Regions from separate parts of the Homo sapiens genome. Here regions 2, 3, 4, 5 and 6 are each linked to region 1. A link is a contact called in ENCODE Hi-C or POLR2A ChIA-PET data. All regions are on one chromosome and are shown on one strand. Each heading gives the region's core, a stretch centred on a gene start or an enhancer-like site at or near the end of the contact. The rest is flanking DNA. Distances are from core to core; before and after follow the strand shown.

Evidence for each region. Hi-C counts contacts between places; a loop is a spot of excess contacts on that map. ChIA-PET counts read pairs that join two places held with the same protein, here RNA polymerase II (POLR2A). Pooled maps may share reads with other maps.
Region 2: a loop to region 1 is called in a pooled map, with 2.4 times the contacts of the local background. The contact joins the enhancer-like site here to the promoter of LEMD3 in region 1. A Hi-C loop is called at or near these places in 2 of 50 pooled maps. POLR2A ChIA-PET finds 5 or more read pairs at or near these places in 2 of 52 experiments (AG04450 and endothelial cell of umbilical vein).
Region 3: a map of ascending aorta shows a loop between it and region 1 (2.7-fold over the local background). The contact joins the promoter of LINC02425 here to the promoter of LEMD3 in region 1. A Hi-C loop is called at or near these places in 1 of 168 maps with a recorded cell type or tissue (ascending aorta), 1 of 37 single-sample maps with no recorded cell type and 5 of 50 pooled maps. POLR2A ChIA-PET finds 5 or more read pairs at or near these places in 1 of 52 experiments (Caco-2).
Region 4: a map of B cell shows a loop between it and region 1 (11-fold over the local background). The contact joins the promoter of KICS2 here to the promoter of LEMD3 in region 1. A Hi-C loop is called at or near these places in 6 of 168 maps with a recorded cell type or tissue (B cell, CD4-positive, alpha-beta T cell, CD4-positive, alpha-beta memory T cell and 2 more), 1 of 37 single-sample maps with no recorded cell type and 12 of 50 pooled maps. POLR2A ChIA-PET finds 5 or more read pairs at or near these places in 1 of 52 experiments (CD4-positive, alpha-beta T cell).
Region 5: a pooled map shows a loop between it and region 1 (2.9-fold over the local background). The contact joins the enhancer-like site here to the promoter of LEMD3 in region 1. A Hi-C loop is called at or near these places in 4 of 37 single-sample maps with no recorded cell type and 3 of 50 pooled maps. POLR2A ChIA-PET finds 5 or more read pairs at or near these places in 2 of 52 experiments (Caco-2 and T-cell).
Region 6: a map of naive thymus-derived CD4-positive, alpha-beta T cell shows a loop between it and region 1 (12-fold over the local background). The contact joins the enhancer-like site here to the promoter of LEMD3 in region 1. A Hi-C loop is called at or near these places in 1 of 168 maps with a recorded cell type or tissue (naive thymus-derived CD4-positive, alpha-beta T cell), 4 of 37 single-sample maps with no recorded cell type and 9 of 50 pooled maps. POLR2A ChIA-PET finds 5 or more read pairs at or near these places in 1 of 52 experiments (WTC11).

The regions. Positions count from the first base shown.
Region 1 is chr12:65,168,175-65,170,874 of GRCh38, forward strand. It overlaps LEMD3 (LEM domain containing 3), which reads left to right and starts at 1,409. Exons shown (of 13, transcript NM_014319.5): 1 at 1,409-2,700. The coding sequence starts at 1,423. LOC124902953 (a long non-coding RNA gene) reads right to left here and starts at 1,242. Exons shown (of 2, transcript XR_007063349.1): 1 at 1,043-1,242. RefSeq lists enhancers at 927-986, 1,172-1,744, 1,427-1,576, 2,487-2,566 and silencers at 1,697-1,906, 2,290-2,493.
Region 2 is chr12:65,890,886-65,893,585 of GRCh38, forward strand. The region is part of intron 3 of HMGA2 (high mobility group AT-hook 2); the gene reads left to right. Among named protein-coding and RNA genes, the nearest start is that of HMGA2-AS1, 9.9 kb to the left of the region's middle. RefSeq lists enhancers at 591-1,503, 1,144-1,438. Within about 2 kb of position 1,251, at least 20 of the 41 ENCODE cell types and tissues checked have a DNase peak (open chromatin) inside an H3K27ac peak, as active enhancers do; they include endothelial cell of umbilical vein, where a contact is called at or near this core.
Region 3 is chr12:66,029,651-66,032,350 of GRCh38, forward strand. LINC02425 (long intergenic non-protein coding RNA 2425) reads right to left here and starts at 1,416. Exons shown (of 3, transcript NR_146530.1): 1 at 1,311-1,416.
Region 4 is chr12:64,220,864-64,223,563 of GRCh38, forward strand. It overlaps KICS2 (KICSTOR subunit 2), which reads right to left and starts at 1,433. Exons shown (of 3, transcript NM_152440.5): 1 at 1,140-1,433. The coding sequence starts at 1,374. It overlaps LOC124902952 (a long non-coding RNA gene), which reads left to right and starts at 1,486. Exons shown (of 2, transcript XR_007063347.1): 1 at 1,486-1,680. RefSeq lists enhancers at 957-1,076, 1,147-1,206, 1,241-1,835, 1,317-1,406, 1,557-1,746 and 1 more.
Region 5 is chr12:66,070,925-66,073,624 of GRCh38, forward strand. No RefSeq gene overlaps it. Among named protein-coding and RNA genes, the nearest start is that of LINC02425, 41 kb to the left of the region's middle. Within about 2 kb of position 1,372, at least 2 of the 41 ENCODE cell types and tissues checked have a DNase peak (open chromatin) inside an H3K27ac peak, as active enhancers do.
Region 6 is chr12:65,740,117-65,742,816 of GRCh38, forward strand. No RefSeq gene overlaps it. Among named protein-coding and RNA genes, the nearest start is that of HMGA2, 83 kb to the right of the region's middle. RefSeq lists enhancers at 1,396-1,896, 1,897-2,397 and a silencer at 1,397-1,446. Within about 2 kb of position 1,380, at least 6 of the 41 ENCODE cell types and tissues checked have a DNase peak (open chromatin) inside an H3K27ac peak, as active enhancers do.

The DNA.
Region 1 (2,700 bases), core at 159-2,658:
CTCAAACTCCTGACCTCGTGATCCGTCCCCTGACCCCCGCCCCCCGCCCCGCCTCCCAAAGTGCTAGGATTACAGGCGTGAGCCACCGCGCCCGGCCGTATTTATGCTTTTGACTAACGTTTTTCTGTACAGGTGTATAGGGTAATGTAATAGGTAAAATAACTCATTCAACAACAAAAAATTATTGTAGTATTTTGTAGCTACTAGGATTGAAGTACTAAAGAATTGTCTGTCTGCCAAGGTTTGGGGAAATGGGAAAATGGGACAAGATCTTCACCACATGGGGCACATTTCACCTCTCTGGGATTCATTTCCTATTCTGTAAATGGCAGAGTTGGGGTTCCAGGTCTTGTCCTTGTTTTTTTGACTTTGTGTGAAGGTTTCTCCACCTCACCTGGCACTAGTCTTATTTCAAAATATTCATCTCATACTATCCTCTCTTTGCAATTCTTTAATTCATTCAACAAATATTTATTGAGCTTCTACTAGTATTGTGAGTAACAGAAGCAAGGTTCCTCCACACATGGAGCTTATTATAGTCCAAAAGGATAGGACAATAAATAATTTTGAAAGTAAACAAATATTTATTAATAACTGATAAATAACTATTGGTTGGAAAGGTGCTAAGAAGGAAATAAATAGGATCATGTGTTATGTCTCTGAGAGTCTTAGAATGAAGCAGACAAGCTCTTTCACTTTCAAGTGCTGACGTAGTAAAGTCATTAGGTTTCAAAAAAGGAAAAAAAGATAATATCTTACAATTAACTAATGAATGAACAGCCATTACGCTAGAAGAAAATTGTATTGTGATTGGTGTACTCCGTATCTTCTCAGAATGAGAGAGGTGAGGCTTCTCAAAAAGAGCAGCGAGAGAAAGTCACTTAAAAATTTTTTTTTTTTGGTAGGTCAAGCTAAAGACGAACTGAAAATAGACAACCTGAAGTCAGACGGGAAAGCTGCCAATCTAGTCTGGCCAGCAGAATTTCTTTCAGTAGGTCTAGGCTCCCTCGGCATTGGGAATCCAGATGTAAAGAAAACTTACGCCATAAACTTCAAGGTAGATTTCAGTTATTACTGCCCGGTGGCAGGAACCTAGGAAGGTGAGGTCAAGGTGTGGTTTAGTAAGAGACAGCTCCCGGGAACGGCACTTGGAAGGGCAGGGCGGAGAACAGCTGGAGATGAGATAGAGAGCAGGGGGAGAATGCGCCGACACCTCAAGGTGAGAGAGTAGAAACAGTCTCCGCCGTGGGAGCCGCGCGCTGCTCAGGTGGCTCTTTCCCGCTCAGGTGAGCTCCTCCCGCGCCTCCCATTGGCCGAGATGCCCGCGGCGCTGGGAGGGCGACGCAGCGCGGTCTAGTTCAGGGTCTAGGGCGGCGCGTCACTTCCGGTAGCGCGGAGCTTGTAAAACACCCTGGAGAGAAAATGGCGGCGGCAGCAGCTTCGGCGCCTCAGCAGCTCTCGGATGAGGAGCTTTTCTCTCAGCTCCGCCGTTACGGCCTGTCTCCCGGACCAGTGACGGAGAGCACCCGCCCGGTCTACCTCAAGAAGCTGAAGAAGCTTCGAGAGGAAGAGCAGCAACAGCACCGGTCAGGGGGCCGCGGCAACAAGACGCGGAACAGTAATAACAATAACACGGCAGCCGCCACGGTCGCAGCCGCGGGACCAGCGGCGGCGGCGGCCGCGGGGATGGGGGTCCGGCCGGTCTCGGGCGACCTCTCCTACTTACGGACTCCTGGGGGCCTGTGCCGAATCTCGGCCTCTGGCCCAGAGAGCCTCCTGGGAGGGCCCGGGGGCGCCTCCGCCGCCCCCGCGGCTGGCAGCAAAGTGCTGCTGGGCTTCAGCTCGGACGAGTCGGACGTGGAGGCCAGTCCCCGGGACCAGGCCGGCGGCGGCGGGAGGAAAGACCGGGCTTCGCTCCAGTACCGCGGGCTCAAAGCGCCGCCGGCGCCCCTGGCCGCCAGCGAGGTGACTAACAGCAACTCTGCAGAGCGAAGGAAGCCCCACTCGTGGTGGGGGGCCAGGAGGCCGGCGGGCCCCGAGCTGCAGACCCCGCCGGGGAAAGATGGAGCAGTGGAGGACGAGGAAGGGGAGGGAGAGGACGGTGAGGAGAGGGACCCGGAGACCGAGGAGCCGCTCTGGGCGAGCCGGACCGTGAATGGCAGCCGGCTTGTCCCCTACAGCTGCCGGGAAAACTATTCGGACTCAGAGGAAGAGGACGACGACGACGTGGCCTCCAGCAGACAGGTATTAAAGGACGACTCCCTTTCCCGGCATCGGCCCAGACGAACCCATAGTAAGCCTCTCCCCCCGCTGACTGCTAAATCGGCCGGCGGCAGGCTGGAGACTTCAGTTCAGGGAGGGGGAGGACTCGCGATGAATGACAGGGCGGCGGCTGCCGGGAGTCTAGACAGGAGCCGAAACCTCGAAGAGGCGGCGGCCGCGGAGCAGGGAGGAGGGTGTGATCAAGTGGACTCCAGCCCCGTTCCTAGATACCGTGTTAACGCTAAGAAACTGACCCCTCTCCTGCCCCCGCCACTTACTGACATGGACTCAACCTTGGATTCGTCAACAGGCTCCCTTCTGAAAACCAATAATCATATTGGCGGTGGGGCCTTCAGTGTGGACTCCCCCAGGATTTATTCTAACAGTCTCCCTCCCAGTGCGGCGGTGGCCGCCTCTAGTTCACTCAGGATCAATCAC
Region 2 (2,700 bases), core at 1-2,500, 720 kb after region 1:
GCTTTTTTTGCATTTTTTGTAGAGACGGGGTTTCACTGTGTCACCATGTTGGCCAGGCTGATCTCGAACTCCTGACCTCAAGTGATCTGCCTGCCTCGGCCTCCCAAAGTGCTGGGATTATAGGCATGAGCCATAGCGCCCAGCCGACTTCTTCAATATATTCGTATATGTGAATTGAGCCTTCCATTTCTTCCTTTACCTCCTCTTTCATCCATTGGAACCAGTTGACTTTTTAATGTAAAGTATAGAAACTCAGCCGCTCTGACCCTGTTTTGATTCCAAACCCTTGTACCTACCAGACCATTTAGGAAGACTGGGATAAATAAGCATTATAACTCCAGGGAGCTTTCTGATTTCATGATCCATTTCTGTTTCTTAGGGGCCAGACAGTGCTAGGCTTACAGGAGACTCAAAATCTGTAGTTAACCACAGCAATAAATGAACACAAAGGAAATGCAGATGTAAGTAGGGGATAAACTTTGAGTGGTTCCATCAGTAGTGATTCATGATGTTGAACTACAATAATATTTTCCTCCACACACTCTCCCAGTTCCCATTGTGACACTGGAGCAGCATTTAGGGAAGACAGTTAGGCTTGGGGGTGCGTTCTGTGGTCATGGCTGTGGAAGATTGGTCCTACGGCTGTTAATCTGGCTGACAAATGTTTCATCAACATGCATTGTTGAAAGTGACATGATGCACAGTGCTGGTTAAGAGTCGCGTAAATAATAAAATGCCCAAGATGGGAGAAGAGCAGTTTTCCTGGCTTCTCCAAGTTTGAGCTGCAGAATCAGAAGCAGTAGAATAGAGAGAGAAGAGACAGGACACTAGCTTGGGTTCCAGCCCCAACTCTGCTGCCCTGTGCTGCGTGGCTGCAGCAAGTGACTTATCTAATAACTGTGGGTCTCAGTTTCCTCACTCATAGTATTAATGATCATTTCTCAGGAGTATTAAATAAGAGCATGAGTTTAAAGAGCCCAGTCCCGTGCCCAGCACAACGGAGGCTACCCTCCAAAGGTCAGTCCCTTTTTCTGTGTGTTTCATCCTCTCTTGGCAGCCTGTTTGCTGCATCTCTCAGCTGACTTTTGTCCCTTCCTGCTCACTTAGTCAATTCAGAGATTACAGTTTGTACAATAATGCGCTGCCTTGTCTTCTCGCTGGTGAATCTGGACCGGAGTGCTCTGCCTCTGCGCCGACACTCACTCTGATGGTCTTGGCTGGAGGACAGAGGCTGCTGGCAAAAACCTAAGAGGGAACATACCGTGGTAGCAGCATGAAAGAATTTGGCAAGGAGGTGCTCGTCACATGATTGTGATTCATACTGTACTCTCAAAATGTGGCAGGAGGGCTAGGAGAGACTTTTAATGCCAGCACACAGAGCAGAGACACTCATTTTCAAACATCACATTCTTTTTATAGTACAGGCATGCCTCACAGGGAAAATATTGAACTTGGCCTGCCAGCACCACGAGAGTCGTCCCAACTGTGATTTTATTGCTTGAGTCACTCCCTGAATCAGATACTGGCTGCACGGAGGAAGTCTTCTATTAGGGATGCTTTGAAATTGTGTTTTTAATTAATTAACACCAACTCTGGACAGGTTTTTCATTTACTCCTAGCTGACTCTTTTTTGTCTTTTCTTTTTTTGCCTGAAACTTGTTAGACATTTTTGTAAGGTCTCAGTTGGATCGCTTTTAAGTATCCTGGTGAAAGAGTCATCTGTGTTGGGTGACCAAAGCGAGGGGACCCTTCAAAGTAGAGTTTGTCATCTCCGAGAGAATCTGATCCATGGGAATGGGGTCGTCAGGAAAACGGTCCCTAAAAGTCTGGCATAGCACTTTTTGATGCCTTCAGCCGTCCTCAATCCATTCATCCTGTTGTTAAAACTTAAAACTAGAGCTGGCCAGCTGTTGAGAAAAGTCCTCAGTTTTATTTCAACCAAATGATGCTGCCTCCTGGGGCTGGAAGGGGGCTGACTTCAAGCACAATTATAAATGTGTAGCTCTTTCAAGCGGCGGAAACCTACAAAATGGCCTTGATTCACAGGGCCCCTCTGGCTCAAAGACTCTCTGCTTCCCGTGTGTCATAAATCTGTATCTGCATCAAAAAGTGTAAAGACGGCAGTGTATGGAAGTCCCTCTTCCTCTGCGAGTGTGTCTATGACAGATTTATACTGATGGCTACACTGCACCCCGGTCACAGGCTCCTATTATAGTCATGCCCCACTGACTCAGCCCCCATTTCCTGTGGAAGGGGAGACAAGGTCCTGCATGAAGGAGGGTGAAATTACAGCTCAACTCTCGAATTGCTGTTAGTACAGGAGGACCTTTAAGGGCTGCAGCAAGACCCATTTTGTTCATAGCAACATCTACTGTCTCCTCACCCCAGTGTGGTCACAGCTAAAACCTAAGGCATTTAGTTTCATGACAAGATATGCCATGACAGGGTACTCCAGAATTCAACAAGGCCAAATGGATACATGCGAAAAGAACAAACCACCTCATTTGTTATAATTTTTGTTTCTTCAAAGTGGTTTTCTTTTTCTTCCTGAGGGTACAAGTTTCAAATGTGGAAATTTTTTAAGGTAGCATTTGAATCCACCTCTCTATTAGTATTTGCAAATGGATGCAGAACAGGACTGGTTTTTGAAACCACCTCCTTGTTAGAGATTTTTCATCCTTTGCAAACATTGTAGGGTTT
Region 3 (2,700 bases), core at 166-2,665, 860 kb after region 1:
GTTTAGAGACCTTTTCTTTATAGTCTACACTGGTACTATGCAAACGGTGTTCCCTGGACAGTGCTGGCCCTGGGTGGATTGGCACCACACTGCAATGAGTTGAGCAAAACTGTGAGTGAGCACTTAGAAACTTTTCTAGTCATCTGACATGAAATTTTTTTGTCTTTTTTTTTTTTTTTTTTTTTTTTGAGATGCAGTCTTGCTCTGTCACCCAGGCCAGAGTACAGTGGCATGATCTCTGCCCACTGCAACCTCGGCCTCCCAGGTTCAAGTGATTCTCCTGTCCCAGCCTTCTGAGTAGCTGGGACTACAGGCAGACACCCTCACGCCTGGCTAATTTTTGTATTTTTACTGGAGATGGGGTTTCACCATATTGGTCAGGCTGGTCTTGAACTCCTGACCTCAGGTGATCCACCTGCCTCGGCCTCCCAAAGTGCTGGGATTACAGGCGTGAGCCACTGTGCCTGGCCTGTCTTTTGAATCTGATATTAAATATGAGAGGCTTGCATTTTGTACGATTTGGGGTGTTTTTAAATTTAATTTTTCTAGAAATACATTTTTGTTACATTTGATTAAAACACCAGTTTGTGGCTGATTGGACACTTAAAAACTGGTCCTTTGCCACAGATAGTTTGAGAAGCTTGAGTCTAAACTATAAAGTGATCTGGATGGTCAGGTAACTGTTTTGTGAATTAAATGTACATCACACACACACACACACACACACACACACACATACACACACACACATTATCTATATAACAGAACAGCCAACTCAGCAGAAACAAAGCTCAAAGCTCTGTAAACTCATTTCCTCAGTATCTCCAGATGTGCCACAGCTGAGGGAGTGTTCAGAAATAGGAATGGTTTGATTACATGATTGAAGCGAATGGATTTGTTATGTCTTGATCCTTTTTCTTCCTTCCTTCCCCTCTCCTTTCCTTCTCCCTTCCTTCCTCTCCATCTCTTCCCTCCCTCCTCCCTTTCTTTCTTCCCTTCTTTCCTCCCTTCCTCTTTTCCTTCCTTCCCTCCCTTCTTTTCTTCTTTTTCCTTTCCTATATTATCTTATTCTCCGTCTCTAAAGAGAGAGTTAAACCAAGAGCCCACAATCACACACATCAACAAACTACATGAGTCAAATTCACTGAGGAAGAGGAAGGAGAAAAAGAGGTTAGGGATATATGGAGAAGGAAAACTATGGCTCAGAAATGCAGGTACATTAGGATCTAGAGACAAGTACCTATATCAAACAAAAGAAATATTGCTTTATGAATTCCCAGAGAATATATTTTTTTCTGAATTAAACTTACCTGTTATTAATATATTTTAATTCTCTAGAAAAGGAATTTTTAAATCTGAGTTTCTGAAGAACTCTTCTTGGTTGCTCCCCCATGAAAATCCAAAGGAATTTCTTCTAAAAGTCATAATGAACATTCCTTTAGATGTTTTGGGGAAGAGAACTGGTGAAGCCATTTCCCCTCTGCTCCCCCTTCACCCTAGCTGAAGTGTTGCAGACCACAGGACTTTGCTTGTGCCCAAATCATTTCGCCCAGACTCTGAAATATGGGTGGTTAAAAACAGGATGCCAAAACAACCATATTTCCTCCCCTCATGCTGCCTTTTTACATGTACTCAAGACAATGCAGATTTATTCTGCCTCACCTGTGTCTAATGTTAGACGCATGCCCCAGAATGTCGGAAAACTTTTGTGTTTCATTTTACAATAAAAGAAATGTACTACCCAAGCTCTCAAGAAAGCACAAAGAAATGAATCTGTATCCCTTAAGCTTTGCAATTCATTTTTCTTCTTTGTTGGTTCTCGAAACTGAATTCCCTGGGTTGGGGTTTTATACTACAATTTTATCTTCTACACTTTTCTTTACTTCCCCCTTCACTCTACCCCCGCTATCCCCCCACTCCCTAGGGGCTTTGGCTTCAAATCAAAACAGCTTTCAAGTGGCCAGGACCAAGTTCCAAATCTTCTATGTTTCCTACAGATTTTCCTTCTTTCCCAGATTTTTCTAAGCCCCACTCTTTGTAGGAAGGCATGCACCTCCAGATAGGGTCCTGACTGTAAGCATTGTGCTTGGGCCCCCATCCCAACTGCAGAAGTTTATTTGAAGTATGTTACTCTTTGCCTGCTTCTTAACTTGAGGCCCAATAGTCTTACAATGTCATTTTTTTCCCCTACTGTAAATCAAGGGACAGCTGTCTTTGGACTAAATTCCAAATAGTTGGTCTGGAAATGAACTTCTCAGTGGGTCCCTCCTCTATTCTGGCTGACATTTCCCCATTAATTTCTTTTTCTCTTTCATCCATTCATTGGCTGATGAGTCTATAAATACACCTCATCTGCTTTTACTTTGCTTTTTAAGAATAAACTGATACCAAACACACTGTCTTAATTACATCCACAGGCAAAGCATAACGAGTTTAAATGTTGTCACAATATAGTTTAAAAACTTGACATGGTTCATTATGCCAGCTGTGATAAAACTGGGAAATGAAAACCTTAATTTGGATGTGTAAATGAGTAATTCATCTGAAAAGGTATTTTTAACATTAATAAATGAGAATACCTAGAAACCTACTAAGCAAAGGAAGGGAGTTGAACAGGAAACCGATAAGTAGATTGGTAAAGAAGCAAGGAAACCCGGCCTCCATTCCTCTTGGGCACAACACCTCTAAAATTAGGCAAGT
Region 4 (2,700 bases), core at 183-2,682, 950 kb before region 1:
TAGCAGCAACTGCAAATTTGTGAGAAATGCCATTGTAAAAAGGGGAGGAAAAAAATAAGGTGAAACTATCTGACCAGTTTTTGCTAATAAATTAGCATACTAAATAAGTATGTATAAATCAACATACTTGCTACAGCAATTACGAACTCAGGAAGCCCTGTCTCTTGAGTGTTTACTGAAAGCTCAATAAGATGTACATGGTCACCTTCAGGCAATATAAGGAAAGTAGGGGGCTGGTTAGGGAACGGGGGGGGGTGGATCAAAATGAAATCTACACCAATTTTACATTTCTATTCTCTGTATTTTATATACGTGTCCTTCATTCACATCAGACCTCACGCTTCTGAAAATTGAAGAGTCTAAAACAGGTCAAAGTACTGACTCTGAAACCCCTAGGATTCAAATATATTTATTTGTCATAATTAAGCAGTAATATTATTTTGTATGCATATTCCATGCCTTTTACATCTATTATTTCCTTCTCATCTACTTATACTTATTGCTTCTACTAGTAAAAATCAGTTGAATCAGCTCTTGAATCTTATTTCAGAGGCAAGATGTACATGAAGTGCTAAGAGTGTTTACCATTTTCCCCTTAAGTCTCTTCTTGCTAGTGTTAGGCATATTTCTTGCCTTTCCTGCCCAATATTCATTTATTACTTTAGTCATTAAATATGTATTGGGGGACTATGAAGACGGGGTAGGACTCTAAATGTGACTCTCGGGCCTTAACCTTAAGAGGCCACACAACAGTGTTCAGTAATAGAACTAGGTTGTTTTGCAAAGTTTTGCTCTTCTGGCTGCAGCGTCACTAATTAAAACAATGAAGACATAGTTTGGTTAACTTCTCATTTATGGCATCAATCCATGCACGAGGCAAAAGGGCAAACCCTTCGGTTTGGGTCACAGCCCTGCAAAGAGCATCTACCCAGTTCGCCAATCTATCAGCAGCGCAGGCCGGTGGGCGGGGCTTGTGGAAGCCCAGGGAAGGAAAGGAACGGTGGGAGGAGATCTGGGAATGCCGAGTCGAGCCTGCGACTAGAAGTGACACAGAGACGGGAAACCCAAGCCACTGCCGACTGGGGAATATACCCCCTTTACTTCCTCCTCAAGGGGCTCGGGGGGCGGGGCGGAGGTACCTAGTTTCTGCCCCAGGTAGGTGAGGCTGTGATAGACCTTCTCGGCCGCGGCCAGGTGCGCCAAGGCCGCCAGCAGCGACAGCCAGCTGCCCCCCGCGCTCTTGTTGGCCTCTCGTTCCTTCTCCACATTGTCCTTAGCCTTGTCGTAAGAGAAGATACCCAGGTGAGAGAAGAACGTCTCCAGCACCGCCTGTTCCACCGGGACCGGGGCGGCCAGCGGGATAGACTCCCCCATGCGAGCTGCGCCCCAGCTCGACCCACGTGGCTCTCCTCGGCCTCGCACTTCCGGGTTCTGAGGGAACGGGCTTGCGCACAAGCGTGCGTGCGCGTGACCGCCTCCACCGGCGGACTCGTGAGCGCGCCGCTGCCGGGACCGCTCCTGGGCCTTAGAGAAGACGCGGATAAGGGCCAAGGAAAGAGGGAGGTAGCGGTTGCTGAGCTCCTTCGGCGCTTCGGCTCCTGTAGCTCTGACTATTCGGACCGTCAAGGTAGAATAGGAGGCGGCCAGTTCCCCGCTCTAAGAAGTTGCCTGCGCTCTGAGGTGAGCTGACAGGCCCCTCTCTGTGTGGTTCGTCAGCGCTGGTGACGTCATGCAAACGTGACGTCAGCCCTGGCCAGAACATCTGGCCTGGGCTCTCCAGGCACCTCGCTGGGCCGGCTGGGAGATGGGGAAGTGCCTGGAGTTGTGCCCACACTCACAGCAGGGACCCTAGTCAGCCCTGACACCTTCTACACCAACTCATGGAAGTGATTTGCTGAGATTAGAAGACTGACGGGTAAAGGTTGATCTCCTTCCCATTGCCTAGTTTTCATCACATCACACACCACCGGTTAACTCTCACCTGTATCCCGTTCTAGTTCTCCCGGGTCTGTGTTAGCCCTGCAACTAATAAGTAGAGCCCCTGGCCCAAACTGCATTAACCTTCCTTAAAAAGTTATCTTTTTTTTTTCTTTTTTTTTGAGACGGAGTCTCGCTCTGTCGCCCAGACTGGAGTGCAGTGGTGAGATCTCGGCCCACTGCAGCCTCCACCTCCCGAGTTCAAACGATTTTCCTGCCTCAACCTCCCTAGTAGCTGGGATTACAGGCCAGCGCCACCACACCTGGCTAATTTTCGTATTTTTAATAGAAACAGGGTTTCACCATGTTAGCCAGGCTGGTCTCAAACTCCTGGCTCAAGCAATCTTCCCACCTCAGCCTCCCAAAGTTTTGGGATTACAGGTGTGAGCCACCACCCCTGGCCAGAATGAAGAATACATTAATGTAAATTGTGCACGTTGTCATTTAGAATAATTACAAGTTCCTTTGGCATTTAAGAAACCCCATGAACCCGGCTCATACTTGTATGTCCACTACTTTGAAACACTACCCACTACTCAATAGTTTTTTCCTTTCTTCTTTGTGCATACTTATTTTATGCTTCTTAGTCACACTATTTAATCGCATATATTTACATATCTCTTTCCCCAAGTGGTGAGATCCCTAGGGTACAGTAGGGTTCACTTACAGTTATAATCTTTTCATATTGGACGGCGCAGCCATGTTTGTTGAACAAATGAGAGA
Region 5 (2,700 bases), core at 122-2,621, 900 kb after region 1:
TATGACCCCGCATGAGGCCCTTGCCAGAAGCTGACCACATGCAGCCTCTCAACCTTGGACTGCTCAGCTTCTAGAATTGTAAGGAACAAATTTCTTTTATTTGTAAATTACCCAGCCTCAGGTATTCTGTAATACGAACAGAAAACAAACTGAGATAGTGCATTACTGTTCAGCAAAAAGCAGTTAGCTATTGAAGGGGGAGCTACTGAGATGAGCCCTCCACCTCAGGATGCTGCTGTAGCAGGGCTGTGCCAGGCAGATGAGAGAGCCGAAGGCTGGAGTCCAGGTCATTTCTAGGCTAACCAGGGAGGGGGACTCTGGTGCAAAAGATGTGGGAGTGGGGGCCCCTTTCTCGATATCATAGGTAACCCCATACTGGTTACCAACTTGACTTTCTGTGAGTGGCATAGCTCACCCTCACTACTTTCCCTGCGGCCCACCACCCCCACACTGGCAGGCTAACTGCATGGTACGCCCTGGGGGGAATAGGCTGAGAATTCTGAGCCTCAACTCCACCCAGTCTTGGAAATTCTAGCCCTTTATCTCTTTGCCCCTATAACCTGTATCAGAAGCTTAGATTAATCGCTGAGGGACTGCACCCAGGGAGGGATGGGGTGTTACTGGGGAAACTGGATTTACCCTCTAGTTGCTAGGTCTGGCTCCAAGTTCTAGGTTTCCTCATTCCAAGTTCTAGGACCCTTGATATGAGCCATTCCTCTGGACCCTTTCCTCAGGGAGTTTGGTGAGGAAAGAACATGTTAGCATATCCTTAGAGACTGCTGTGGCCTAAGAATAGAAAAAGAGGAAATCACTGCATTGTGGGGGATTCCAGTCCCTCCACTTCTTGCTTCTCTTGGGCCCAGAGAGAAGCTGTTTTCCTTTACAAACAGTGCAGTGCATACATCCAGGGCATAAGAGTTTTGTTCTTTCCTGCGCTTTGAGGAGACTACAGTGTATTTTGCCTTAAATATATGCCCCAACATTTACCAGCTTCACAGTCTGCATATTTCACTTCTAACACTGAGGTTAAAACAAAAATGAATACAATATTTTTTAGACGTGAATGAAATCAACAAGTTTTGTTTTGTTTTTTAAACTTTTGCCATAAACTGTGACTAGTTTTAATGATTTCACAAATTGCTATCTCTAAATTCTAGGAATGTGTGTTTGAGGCTCCCCTATTTTGAGATTATAGACAGGCCAAAGATACAATCTGAACAAATTTTTTATCAAGATAAGGGATGGGGGCTGGTGACATAGAATAAGGGTGTTTCCAAGAGGGTTCAGGACTGGGAGGGAAAATAATCCAAAGTTGTGACCTGTGTTGGACCAACAGTGAAACAAAAACAGCATAAGCTTCCTCTTAGAGAGTTGTGGGAACCTAGAAGTTCCTCTTATGCGAACACCTTCACTTAACAAGTGAGAAACATTAAAACTGAAAGAGAAATTTTCCTAAGCCCTGTTATAAGAAATAAATGTGTAGGAACAGATTACAAGGCAGTATCTATAGTTTTAAGGGTTGGTTCATCAAGCCTATGTTTTGTTGATCTACTAACTACAAATTTGAATGCGAGAGGGACCAATATATAAAAATCCATTCCTTGTCTGAGTTCTTCAACCTGCAAACACACTCAATGATAACAGAAGAATATCAGGATGTGTCTATTGCAAGCTGTTTGTCTTATTTCAGCCTATTAGCATCCCTGGGAGGACGGCATTATCACCTAGTTGTAAAGATGAGGAAACTTGTTTGGCTAAAGTGACTCAACTTGTAAGATATCAAAGTGTGATGTGTCTGGCTTCCAAGCCTAATGTTTTCAGTTGCAACGTAACTTTTTCTATGTTGATTTCCCATTAGCGCTAGGTCTACATGTGAAAATTTCAGTTCTAATTTCCGTTTTAGGAATGGTTCACACTCTGAATCATGTGAGGTTCCTTACGTGGCTTGCGACCAACTGGCCATTACAGTTAATCCCTCGAATCTCTTCCAGGGTATCACCAAATCATTCTCCAAATAAAATTATTCAAAAATCAAATCCAAGGATAAGAAAAAAGTGAGCAGAGGGGAGTCCATTAAGTTTCATCTTCTTCCAATTAGTTCAACACTCTTCACTTATTTGGCTGTTCCAAAGATATTTTGTCCTGCTTAAAAATAGAGGTGCGGCCAGGCATGGTGGCTCACGCCTGTAATCCCAGCACTTTGGGAGGCTGAGGTGGGCGGATCACGAGGTCAGGAGATCGAGACCTTCCCGGTGAACACTGTGAAACCCGTCTCTACTAAAAACAGAAAAAAATTAGCCGGGTGTGGTGGCGGGTGCCTGTAGTCCCAGCTACTCGGGAGGCTGAGGCAGGAGAATGGCATGAACCTGGGGGGCGGAGCTTGCAGTGAGCGGAGATTGCGCCACTGCACTCCAGCCTGGGCAACAGAGCGAGACTCCATTTCAAAAAAAAAAAAAAAAAAATGAGGTGCAAGGTGCAACAACATTCCATTCAAAAAACAGCTAGCATATCTTCTGGCATTTTTAAAAAAGAAGTTTAACCCAGAAATCCTATAAGATTCTTTTTTTTTTTTTAAATTTTAGACAGAGTCTCCCTCTGTCACCCAGGCTGGAGTGTAGGAGTGTAGTGGCGCTATTTCGGCTTACTGCAACCTCCACCTCCCTGGTTCAAGTGATTCTCCTGCCTCTGCCTTCTGAGTAG
Region 6 (2,700 bases), core at 130-2,629, 570 kb after region 1:
AAAAACTAGCCGGGCGTGGTGGTGGGCGCCTGTAGTCCCAGCTACTTGGAAGGCTGAGGCAGGAGAATGGCGTGAACCTGGGAGGCGGAGCTTGCAGTGAGCCGAGATCGCACCACTGCACTCCGGCCTGGGTGACACAGCGAGACTGCGTCTCAAAAAAAAAAAAAAAGAAAGAAAGAAAAAGATGTTCTGAAAGAAACTCCAGGATGAGCAACTGCCTTCAAGGGCAGAGGTTTTAAGTTGCCAATAAAATAAAATAGTGACAAGTAAACACTGCGCCTCATCAAGAGGAGCAAGGCAGCTTCTGTTGTGTAGCCGATGTTCCCATTTTCAGAACGTAGATGTAGGTGAGTGAGAAGAAAGAGGATATATAAACCGTCTTCCAGCTCAAATTTGAAATTAAAAGAAAAAAAGACCTAAAAGAGGGGGCCTGCCCTCCACCAACAAGGCAGCAAACCTTGCAGCCTGTGGGGCTTCACCATAGCACAAACCAAGCACCTTTACTTGCAGCTCTCTAAGGGCCCAGATTTGAGTTTTGACTCAGAGAAGAGAGAGCAGAGGTCTCTAGAAATGCCTGTTGGGTTTGAAGAATGCTGATGACATTTTTGCAACTATCCTTTATCATCTGTTTTCTGTACTTCCACCACTGGCTCCACCTTTTTCTTTCTGCAGTTCAAAATCGTTCTGTGAAATATCTCCTCCATTTCAAATCTTGGCTCTTCACCACTCAGTTTAAGAGTAGCAAACACCTTGCAGCCTGAGGTTCCACCTTGAACATGGAGAACATTCAAACACAATATGGGGGAGGAGGCGACCTGCGTGACTTTTAACATCCCCTTCATATCCTCCCACTGGGCGCATTTTAAGCGCCAGCGCTCACCACATCCGGCTGCCCCACCGCCCGCGCCCGGAGCCCCAACATTCCCAGTCCTCTCCCTTCTCTCACTTCTAGGTCAACAAATATTTTAATAGGTCCTTTTGAACAGATGTGGCCTGTAGATGTATGCAATGACCCCATCGGAAATAATTTGGGGTGAAGGGGGAAGGCGACCTTCCTCTCCAGGAGAGCCTTTATTGTATAATCTCTAGTTAATGAGCCTCTCTCTGGGCCTCAAACCGGGCGAGTTATTATCCGTGTCTGCAAGTCTGGAGAAGAGGCTAAGAAGCAAACCTCCTGGGTGTCCGGGACCACCGGCCTTAGCCTTCTCCAAGCCCAGGGCAGGGCGAGAAGAACATGGCCCGGTTCCCCTCGGGGTCTCTGGCCCAGCTGCGGAGGGGGAAAGGTGATCGATCTTGCTGGGGGCCACCGCTAGCCCACCGCTTCCTGCCGCGACCTGCCGCGGCGGCCGGAGCCCGGGAGCTTCCCATTGGCTCACGGGCCGACGCCATGCAGTCTGGGGGGGCGTGGCCGGGCGGCGGGGCGTGGCCAGGCGGTGCGGGGAACTGCGGAGAGAGGAGAGGAGAGGAGAGGAGGGGAGGGGAGGGGAGAGGAGTGGAGAGGAGAGGAGGGGAGGGGAGGGCAGGGGCGGGGCGGGGCCGGGCGGCGGGGGCGCACACCCCAATCTCCCTAGCGCTGTGGGGGTGGCTGCAGCTCCCCGCGCGCTCCCTCCTTTGGGGGGGTTTCTGGGCTCGTGACTTTTTTTTAAATAAAGAATGAGCGGATGCCCGTGACAAGTTAATAGCTCTCGCCGCGCTCTAAAGTTAAGTTGTATCTCCTTCCCGCCGCGAGTCTCCTTCCACAGACCCGCCGGAGCTGCCGGGACGGGCGCTGCGCGGGACTGGGCGTTAGGTGCTCCCGGCTGGTTCCGGCGAGCAGCCCCCACCCCTCGCCCACGCTCGGGGTTAGAGACCCCAGCACCCCACGCAGACGGCCCGGGCTTAGACCTCTCCACGTCGCTGTGGCGCGCGCCCCGCCAACACCCCCACCCCACGCGCAGCCCGTGTCTTCTTTACCCCCGCGCACTTAACGCAGGGCGCACGCACGCATCCCGGCCCCCTCACACTCACACTGCGTCTTCTGTCACACCCCCTGTCGCACACACACTGTTCTCTGACTCCCACCATCTCCTGTCTCACACCCACTCCAGTTTCGTGTTGAGCGGCCGCCAGTTCTCCCTCGGTCGCGCCGGCGCACGCTCGTCCCCTTCTGCCCCGGAGCCCGCCCGCGCCGCACGGTGGCCCCTTGCGCTGGCCTGATCGTGGGAACCAGGCGGGGCCCCAGCGTCCCTGCCCCTGCCCGGTCATCCATCTCCCTCCCGGTCGGCCAGCCGAGACTTCAAAGGCGCCTCCTCCGGCCGGGCCTGCCAAACCCCGACGCAGCCTGGATGTGGGCCGGGGGCGCTCCCCGGCGGGGGGAGGCCGGGCCAGGGCGCGTCTGGGGCCGGCTCCGTCCTTAGTGCGGCGGCGGCGGACTCCAGAGCTGACCGCGGGGCCACCCCCGCCGCGGCCGGGCCACGCGCGGGCCACCCGGGAGCTTCTACCAGCCCAGCGAGCACGCGCCGGCGGGAGGGGGGCCTCATTTTCATGGCAAGGGAAATCCGGATAAGGATGGACTCCTTTCGGAGGAGAATGGGAACGCGCTAGTCCTGGTGCCTGACCCTCTCTCCTAAAGAAAATGAGTCTCCCCTGGAGCTTAAGCCATATTTCCTTCGCCTCCTTTCCTCCTTCCCATTCGGACACCCCTAATTGACAGGCTCTAAT